2 separate regions of the Homo sapiens genome follow, and region 1 is linked to region 2. The links are chromatin contacts, found by Hi-C or POLR2A ChIA-PET in ENCODE. All regions are on one chromosome and are shown on one strand. The core of a region is the stretch at or near the end of the contact, and the rest is flanking DNA. Distances in the headings are between cores, read along the strand shown.

Region 1 (4,869 bases), core at 448-2,947, 160 kb after region 2:
GGCTTCAGCCTGGGTGGGGAAGACCCGGGACCCTTTCCCAGGGACCCTTCAGCATCTCATTCTCTTTGCTGCTCTTCAAATCCCTGGCATGGGGCAGGGCAGTGCTGGCTGCCTTACGTGCCTGGGTCTCATTGCTCCTTTCCACGACCCCAGTATGTTGGGTTCCATTTGGGTTTCCTTTTTAATAGATGGCGGAACTGAGGGCCAGAGAGGCAATGGGCATAGCAGAGCCAGGAGTGAAACCCAGGTGTGTCTGAGCCCTGTGCCAAAGCTCTTTCATCAGCACCCAGCTACTTCTCAGGAAGCACAACTGGGGATGTTACTGAAGTGCGAGAATTTGTGGACCCTGAGAGGTGATGTGGAGAGATTTGAGGCAAGAAAGGCCTGATCATAACCTGGAAAAGAGACCCCAGGGCACCCTCTGCCTTCAGGGGTTCCAGAGTGAGTGTCCTCACTCTCTCCAGAGTGAACATAAAGCTTTTTTTAATTCCACAAATATTTATCAAGACCCCTTATGTTCACTACTGCCAGGACTACAGCAGTGAACAAAAAGACTAGTGGAAAAAAAGACTGCCCTTGTGTAAGTAACTCTTTTTTTTTCAAAAGACAAGATCTCACTCTGTTACCCAGGCTGGGAATACAGTGGTGAGATCATAGCTCACTGTAGCCTCCAGCTCCTGGGCTCAAACAATCCTCCCACCTCAACCTCCCATGCAGCTGGGACTACAGGCACACACCACCATGCCTGGCTAATCTTTTTTTTTTTTTTTTGTATTGTTGTAGAGATGGGGTTGTGCTATATTGCCCAGACTGGTCTCAAACTCCTGGGCTCAAGCAATCCTTCTGCCTAAGCCTCCCGAAGCACTGGGATTATAGATGTGAGCCACCATGATGCTTGGCCAGAATCAACATTGCTATAGGTATAAACAGAAACAAACCCACAAAGAACTGAAGAGGTTAATTCTGGATTGGTTATCAGTCAAGTGAAGGATATGGATGAGTGTGTGTGACAGGTGGTCAGGGAAAGCCTCCCTGAAGAGTGACATTTGGGCTGAGACCAGCTGCATAAAGATCTGGGAACAGTGTCCCAAGGTAGATGGAACAGAAAATATGTGGCACTAACGAGGCCACAGGCTTGGTGCAGCTGAGGGACAGAAAGGAGCCAGGTATGGCCAGAGCATAGCAAAGGAGCTGGAAGAGTTGTGTGAGGGGGTTGGGAGCTGGGCAGGGGCTAGAGCATGAGGGTCTTATTGCCAGTTACCGTGCAGGCAGGATACAGACAGCACACTCAAGGGGTGGGGTCATTGGTGAAAGTTTAGTGAAAGAATGAAAGGACTCTTTTTGTTTTTTTTGAGACAGGGTCTCACTCTGTTGCCCAGGCTGGAGTGCAGTGGTGCGATCACGGCTCACTGCAGCCTCGACCTCCTAGGCTCAGGTGATCCTCTTGCCTCAGCCTCCCTCTTTATGGAGGTGTGGATCAGGTTGAGAGAAACTGAAAAGAGGTAACAAAGGACTTTGGGACCAGCAGCAGTGGGGCACTTGTTACCATCTTCAGTCCTAAATGGGCCAGGAAGGCCCTGTTAGTTAGGGGAACCCAGCCAGAGCGGTAGCTGTAGGAGGTGGCCCACAGCTCTCACCCAAGGGACCCAGCTGCTGTCACCCATGGCCAAGCAGAGAGGAAGCCGGGGAGTAATACCCCACCTCTCTCTCCTCCTGCTCGCTGACCTCCTGCTTCACCTCTTACTCCTATTGGTTGAAGTCAATCAGGAGCCAGATGGCAGAGAGCAAAGGTTGATGCAGCCTCTGCAGGTCAGCCTCCAGACACAGGTCAGGTCTGAGTACTGGGCCGGGTGCAGAAGGCTGGAGAGGAAGCCCGAGGACAAACGGAAACTGCAGCACAGTCAGAACAGGCAGCGTGCATTTTATTCTGAGGTCAATGAGAAGCCATGGCTGGGTTTAAGCCGGGGTGGGATCTGATCTGGATTGTCTTACCCTCTCAGGCTGCTGTCTGGAGGGTGGGGAGGTGCGTGGCAGTGGAGGCTGCCGGAGCTATTCGGGTTGGTGGTGATGGGAGCTTGGGCCCGGAGGAAGCAGCAAGGCTGGAGAAGAGAGCAGGGCCTTGTGTTGATATCTGAGGTGAAACTGACAGGTGGTGGTGGATTGGGTGCAAGGGAGTCAGGTCATGTGATAAAGAAGCACGAGGGACCAGGCGCAGTGGATCTCTCCTGTAATCCCAGCACTTTGGGAGGCGGAGGCAGGTGGATCACCTGAGGTCAGGAGTTCGAGACCAGCCTGGCCAACACGGTGAAACCCTATCTCTGCTAAAAATACAAAAATTAGCCGGGCATGGTGGCAAGTGCCTGTAATCCGAGGTACTTGGGAGGCGGAGGCAGGAGAATCACTTGAACCCGGGAGGCAGAGGTTGTAGTGAGCCAAGATTGCACCACTGCACTCCAGCCTGGGCGACAAGAGCAAAACTCCCTCTCAAAAAAAGAAAAAAAAAAAAAAAGATGCACACACAAAAAAGGAAGAAAAATAATGGATGGCTTAATCTCAGCCTCTCTTGAAGCTCAGGAAGCTCACAGCAAAGTGCATATGACTTTACCCTCTGGATTTGCTCCCTTTGCCTACCCTCACCACTTCACAGGGAAAGGGGGCTTAGATGAAGTCCTTAGGAGAACCTATGTGGCAGATGTCCTCCTTACAGCTGAAGGAGTCTGGCATCAGAGAAGTTAAGCCATCTGCCCAAGGTCACACAGCACATCTGTGCACGTGAGGATTTGGACCTGGGTCTGTCTGATTCAAGGAAGCCCTGTGTAGGACTCAGGTGAGATATCTTGCATTAGACATCAGCCTGGAACTGGAGCTTTACTGCCCCAGGAGCTCTGCTCTAGAGACGGGATGTAAGTGCACCATCACGTGCACATCATTTGGGACTAGCTGGAGGAAATACATGAGCATTTGTGGCATGCAAGAAAGTGAGCAGAGCAGGAGCCTAGCAGACTTTTCTTTCTTTTTTTTACTGTTAAAGAATTGGGGGACAAGGAAGGGGACTAACATTTATGACATTCATTCATTCATTCATTCATTCATCCATCCATCCTTTGGTTCAATGATCCAGGTTTCTTGCTGGGCAGGCAAGTTACTTGCATTGTCTCATTCAATCCCCCAAATGAACAATCCAGCCAAGGCAGGAACCCCGCTTCATCCCTGTTTTGCAGGCCTGAGGAAATGGAGGCTCTGTGAGGGGAAGTGACTTGCTCAAGGTAACAGACCCACCCCCTCTCTCTTCCCTAAAACATTTTCCCCTCAGCGTAGCATCCACCCGGCAGCAGACTGTAGAGGGCAGGGGGTGCTGAAACCAGGCTGTCTGTTTAAATCTTGGTTCCCCTTTAATAGAGCTGTGACCTTGATTTCCACATTTGTAGAATGGGTTAGAAATGGTATCTACATCAAAGGCCTGCTGTGGAGATTGATGGAGATAAGGGATACAAATGCCTGCAGAGCAAGGGCTCAGAGTACTTTGGCTATCACTGTGATCTCCCTTCCCGAAATCGGTGTCAAGTTCAAGCTCCTTGAGGGAGGCTTCTCAGCCATCTCTGGGCTCTGTTAACTCACAAGCACCAGATCAACTCTGCTGCCTTCCCTGAGATGCTGCAGGGCCAGGTCCTGCGGGTGGGGGCGCAGGGATGGCAGGACAAACTCTGCCTTCGAGCTGTCATACCTGGTGCAGGAGACAGATGCAGGGACATGGCACATACACCCCCATGTAGTTAAGTGCAATTGTAAAGATGAGTTCAAATAAGAGCCATGATAATGGTGACCCCCAACCCGTCACTTTTTTTTTTTTTTTTTTTGAGACGGAGTTTCGCTCTGTCGCCCAGGCTGAAGTACAGTGGCACGATCTCGGCTCACTGCATCCTCCGCCTCCCTGGTTCAAGGGATTCTCCTGCCTCAGCCTCCCAAGTAGCTGGGATTACAGGCGCCCACCACCAGGCCCGGCTAATTTTTGTATTTTTAGTAGAGATGCGGTTTCACCATGTTGGCCAGGCTGGTCTCGGACTCCTGACCTCAAGTGATTCGCCCACCTCAGCCTCCCAAAGTGCTGGGATTAGAGGCGTGAGCCACCACACCCGGCCCCCAACCCATCACTTTTTAGTGTATCACCTTGTTGTATTTATTTCTTAGTACTTATTAATATTCAGATCATCGTGTGCATTTGTTGGTTGACTTTTGTATCGCCTGTCTTCAGCACTAAGTACCATATTTACCACGATCTCCTCACTGTCTAACATAGCTCCTGGCATCCAGCAGACACTCCGTAAATATTAATTGAATGTACCAGTGAGTTGTTGGGTGAAATGAAGCCCCACAAGTCAGCACTGTCCCTCCTGACATGGAGGAGAGAGGCAGGAGATAGGTGGCAGGGACTGTGTGGGCTCTGCCTCTGAGCCTCCCCGACCCCCTCCCTCGCCCCCTCCCTGTCTTTCCTGACCCCCTCCCTGAGCTCCCTGCCCACAGCTGAGGTCACCAGGGATGCTGGCAGGGACTGCAGCCTCTGGCCACTTTGGAGGTTGGCTCCCCACACACCCCCGGGTCTGGCAGCTGTTTGAGGTCAGCTCCCGGAGCTCATGGGAGTTTCCTGATGTAAGGCTGGTCTGGAGGGTCTGGGCAGCAGACTGTAGGCAGGTGGCGTTGAGCAAACCTCTGGAGCTCCCAGCATCTTTTCTTGTAGGATGGGAAGATCCTAGCATCCACTTTGAGCTGTATGGTGGAGTCCCGAGCCTGAGGGCTCAGGATGGGCCTTGGTGCCTTCAAACCGGGGCACTGCCACTTCCTAGCTGTGCGCGCTTGATTTCTCTGGGCCCA
Region 2 (4,861 bases), core at 838-3,337:
TGAAACAAAGGCAATAATAGCCCTTTCCCAAAACAAATCCCCTCCTTGCCTAGGAACGGGTCTGCCTTTGTAGACTAACAAATTAGCTAAAAGATTAGAAATTATGGTTTAGGAGGTCACGCAAGCTGGAGGCTACAAGATTCTGACCCTCCCCAGATTGCTTCCGGGAGTAACATCACTGTTCTAAAACCTAAAATCAGTGCTTGAGATATTTTGCAGAACCCGTGTTCTAATGCACCAGCTGACGCCACCCAGCCCTGTAATCTGGCTAATCTGGTCCTATGGTCCTAACCCAGGATCTGACTCAGTGCAAGAGGACAGCTTTGACTCCTTTCCTCTCTGATCCAACCTATCAACACTCTCTAATCCCCAGCACCTCCAGCCACCAAATTATCCTTGAAAACCCTGAATTTCCAGGGAGACTGATTTGAGTAATAATAAAACTGTGGTCTCCTGTTCAGCCAGCTCTGTGTGAATTAAACTTTCTCTATTGCAATTCCCCTGTCTTGATAAATTGGTTCTGTCTAGGAAGCAGGCAAGGAGAACCATTGGGTGCTTACAAAATGCGAGAATACTTGCATTTAACCTACACAAATCCTCCAGTATATTGAAAATCATCTTTAAATTACTTACAATACTTAATACAATGTAAATGCTATATAAGTAATTGCTATGCTGTATTGCTTTCGGAATCTGTATTATTTTTATTGTTGAACTGTTATTTTTTACTGTTTTCCCCCACAAATATTAACCACCCACAGTTGCTTCAATCCGTAGATGGGGAACCTGTAAACATGGACAGCTGACTGTACTTTGTCCTATGTCTCAGAGACACTGAGTTTAAGGCCCAGGATTCCATGTTGACCATCCAGCTCCAAAGCTGAAGCTTTTAATCACCACACACCACTGCTTTCCCACTTAGCAGATGAAACTGAAGCCCAGAGAGGTTAAGAGGTTGTCCAAGATCACAGGGGTGGTGAGTGACCAAGCCTGGATTTGATCTATCCTCACAGAGACAGATATTTGCAGGTACTGCTGTTCTATATTAGTTACCTGTTTCCCTTGCTAGGCTGCATCCCTAGCTCTCAGACCAGGGATAGAATTCAAACGTTTGGAAAATTAACGCCTTGAAGACTCAAAGCAGTCCATTCACTTCCACGAGTAATTTCACTTGCTTTCTCACAATCCCTAGGTAAGATAACAGTTAACATATAATCAGCACTCCCATGTGACACTTTTCAATGGCCATGCTAAGCACCTGATATAGGTGTTATTATCTCTTGTAAATCTCACCAACACTATTTTGCAAGAACTAATATCCTCATTTAATGGAAGAGGAAACTGAGGCTCAGTGACTTGCCCAAGCGCCTGCCAACTAGTAAGTGGCAGAGCCAGGATTCTAGATCAGGCTCTATGACCACAGAGTCCACATTTTTCTTTTCTTTTTTTTTGAGCTCTGTCACCCAGGCTCGAGTGCTGTGGTACGATCTGGCTCACTGCAACCTCTGCCTCTCGGGTTCAAGTGATTCTCCTGCCTCAGCCTCCCGGGTAGCTGGGATTACAGGCACACACCACCACGCCCGGCTACTTTTTGTATTTTTAGTAGGGACGGGGGTTTCACCATGTTGGCCAAGCTGGTCTCGAACTCCTGACCTCAAGTGATCGGCCCGCCTTGGTCTCCCAAAGTGCTGGGATTACTTACAGGCGTGAGCCACCGCGACCGGACCAGAGTCCACATTTTTGACGTCGAGGCCACACTCAGTTCCACAGATGGGGAAACTGAGGCCCGGGGCAGGGCACTACATTGTGCCAGCGGAATGGTGGCCATTGAGGGAAGCCCAGGCTGCACGCCAATTCTTCCTCCTTGGTCAGGGAAGTCACTGAGGTGCAGGAGGCGGAGGGCGACAAGTGGAAGCCCCTTCCCATTATTAAGGATCGAGAGCGGGCGTAATTTGGGATCTAACCCACGAGGCGGAACCACCAGGGCAATGGCGCAAACGGAGAACCGGAAGTGCGTCACTCAACGGACGGGCGAATAAGCCGCAGGCCACCAATGGGAACGCCGCGTTCGCGTTCGCCCCGCCTCAAAGGAAGAAGAGTCCACCTTGCGACCGTATCCGCTAGCGCGGCCTGGGATGCGCTTGGGCTCCCTGGTGGGTAACGTGGGGAGCTAGGGGTTGGAGGGGAAAGAAGAGGGACTTCAAGGAAGGCGAGGGGAGGACGGAAGGTGGGGTGGGCGAGACAGGCAGTGGGGTCCGGCCCCGGGGTCGGTCCCCGTGGGCTGTGGAACTCGGGGACTGGGGTCTTGGGGTTTCCCCCTTCTTGATGGGGAAACTGAGGCCCAGACAGGGGCCGCAGAAAACAGCGGACTGGGATGTCCTCCCGCAACACACACGCAGACATCTAAAAATCTTACTATTTAGTGAAAAATATTTTTAATCGTAATTACGATTTAACAGGTAAAGATACTTTTCATTGTAACAGGTGAAAAAGCAAAATATAAAATTCGATTCAAACTGTGATTACATCTATGGAAAATACAGCCTTTGCCGACCACCCTCTTTGTCCCGCCGCCCTCCGTGCTCCCCTCTGTTTTGTGTACGGAGTTTCTTACTTTGTACAAGTCCGCAGCCGCTTATGTTACAGCCCCGAGGCCAGATGCGTTTAAAATCGAGGAGTTCTCGGAGTTTGGAAAGGTAAAGTCCCTATGTTCTATGTTAGGTTTCACCCTCAGAGGGGGCTGGAGCAGCGGCTTGTAATCAAATACACGACCCTTTCCACAGCTAAAGTTATGAAGATACGCATATATTACATTGACCTGGTCGCGGTGGCCCACGGCTATAATTCCAGCACTTTGGGAAGCTGAGGGGGGCGGATCACCTGAGGTTCGGAGTTCGAAACCAGCCTGGCTAATATGGTGAAACCCTGTCTCTACTAAAAATACAAAAAATTAGCCGGGCGTGGTGGTGCGTGCCTGTAATCCCAGCTACTCGGGAGGCTGAGACGGAAGGCTGAGGCAGGAGAATCGCTTGAACCCGGGAGGCGGAGGTTGCAGTGAATCAAGATCGTGCCACTTCACTCCAGCTTGGGCAACAAGAGCGAAACTCCGTCTCAAAAAAAAAAATGCATATATTTACACTGTTGGGATAAATAACCATAAATAGCCTCACCTTAAGTCAGGTCAAGTTTTCCAACTTAAACAAGTTTTGGTATTCAGACTTTTTTTTTTTTTTCCCCTGCATCCGATCATCCACTAGTATTCATACCTTTTTAGATTTGAGGGTTGCAGATGAGGGACCTGGATTGTAGTTGTTCTGTTCACTCACTTTTCTCACTCTCGCTGGATAGAGAGTGTCCTTGAAAACAGGAACTGTGCTGTTGTATGGTCACGTCTATCTCTGCCACCAACTCTTGTGTGTCACCTTGTGCCCTCTTAGTCTCAGTTTCCTCATCTGTAAGATGGGGTCAGTGACCCTTTGCTCATAAGGTTGTTCTGGTTTGGGTTAAATGAGGTCGGGCATGTGAAGCACTAGAATTGTGTTAGCACCCGCACGAATGGTATGACTGAGATTTACTTATTCCACAAACATTTCTATTTTAAAATTATTAAATTTAAATAAATTGATTTAATTAATGCATTTAATTAATTTAATAATAAATTTAAACGTATAGATGTATTTCTTAAAATGTGGGTGATAGGAATTTTAAAGATTTATATAATGCTTCAAAAGCCTTCGAAAAGGTTTTTTTAATTGGTTTATCTGTATATATGAACTCTTGAAACTTATGGCTAAAACACTAGGATTTATCTGCAAGGTTGCAGAGAGATAATTCTGCCTTAAATTGGCTAAAACAAAAACAAAACCAGCCAACCTATATTATACATGGGATTAAAACCAATTTTTCTCCCATTTTTTTTCTCCTTTTTTCTTTTGCTGCCCACATTATGCCTTATTTTATGAGCCCCAGTTTTCTGGGCTTAGTTAAAAAAAATTCAGTTCTAAACATTGAATTTAGGGAGTTTTTGTTCTTGAATAAAAAGGCATATACTTAGAAAAAAAATCTGTTTATCCGGGAAAATATATTGAAATCATGCTGCTGAGCCTCTATTTTCTTTGATGTTTTGGTTCTGTATTATTTTATCATAACTTTTTAGCATTTAAAAATTTACTGATGTACATTTAAAGCCAATAAACTGTTTTAATTAATTTTTTTAAAAAAAGTAATTTTTTTTTTCTTTTTGTGACAGAGTCTCGCCCTGTCGCCCAGGCTAGAGTGCAGTGACGCGATCTTGGCTCACTGCAACCTCCACCTCCTGGGTTCAAGCGATTCTCCTGCCTTAGCCTTCTGAGTAGCTGGGATTACAGGCGTGCACCACCACGCCTGGCTGATTTTTGTATAAAATAAAATTATTTAAGTAGGTAATACATGTCTATGCTAATCCCACCATTCTCCCTACAGTCTCTTCTCATAGAGACAAGGGACATAATATGCATAAACAAGCTTATGGTTGTCTTTCTTCCACTCCTACTTTTCCCACTCCTTTTCCACCAAATTATAGCATTCAATCCTATCCTGTTCTCATTCTCATTTACATTTATTTTGGCTGTTATTTAACATATTCACATTATTTTGTTGTTGTTGTTGTTGTTGAGAGTGGATCTTGCTATGTTGCCCAGGCTGGTCTTAAACTCCTGGCCTCAAGCAGTCCTCCCGCCTTGACCTCCCAAAGTATTGAGATTACAGGTGTGAATCACCATGCCCAGCCCATCACATTTAAAAACATTGTATGTAACATACCTATACAATTGTGTGGAAGTGTAAGTTTGAAGAACAAAAATAAAATGAACACTCATGTACC

The links. Hi-C counts contacts between places; a loop is a spot of excess contacts on that map. ChIA-PET counts read pairs that join two places held with the same protein, here RNA polymerase II (POLR2A). Pooled maps may share reads with other maps.
Region 1: a pooled map shows a loop between it and region 2 (3-fold over the local background). The contact joins the enhancer-like site here to the promoter of NSMCE1 in region 2. A Hi-C loop is called at or near these places in 1 of 50 pooled maps. POLR2A ChIA-PET finds 5 or more read pairs at or near these places in 3 of 52 experiments (A673, activated CD4-positive, alpha-beta T cell and activated T-cell).

What each region holds. Positions count from the first base shown.
Region 1 is chr16:27,110,484-27,115,352 of GRCh38, reverse strand. No RefSeq gene overlaps it. Among named protein-coding and RNA genes, the nearest start is that of C16orf82, 46 kb to the right of the region's middle. RefSeq lists enhancers at 1,971-2,160, 4,263-4,809, 4,810-4,869. Within about 2 kb of position 1,697, at least 3 of the 41 ENCODE cell types and tissues checked have a DNase peak (open chromatin) inside an H3K27ac peak, as active enhancers do.
Region 2 is chr16:27,265,998-27,270,858 of GRCh38, reverse strand. It overlaps NSMCE1 (NSE1 component of SMC5/6 complex), which reads left to right and starts at 2,087. Exons shown (of 8, transcript NM_145080.4): 1 at 2,087-2,153. It overlaps NSMCE1-DT (NSMCE1 divergent transcript), which reads right to left and starts at 2,654. Exons shown (of 5, transcript NR_037184.1): 1 at 2,615-2,654. RefSeq lists a silencer at 2,114-2,193.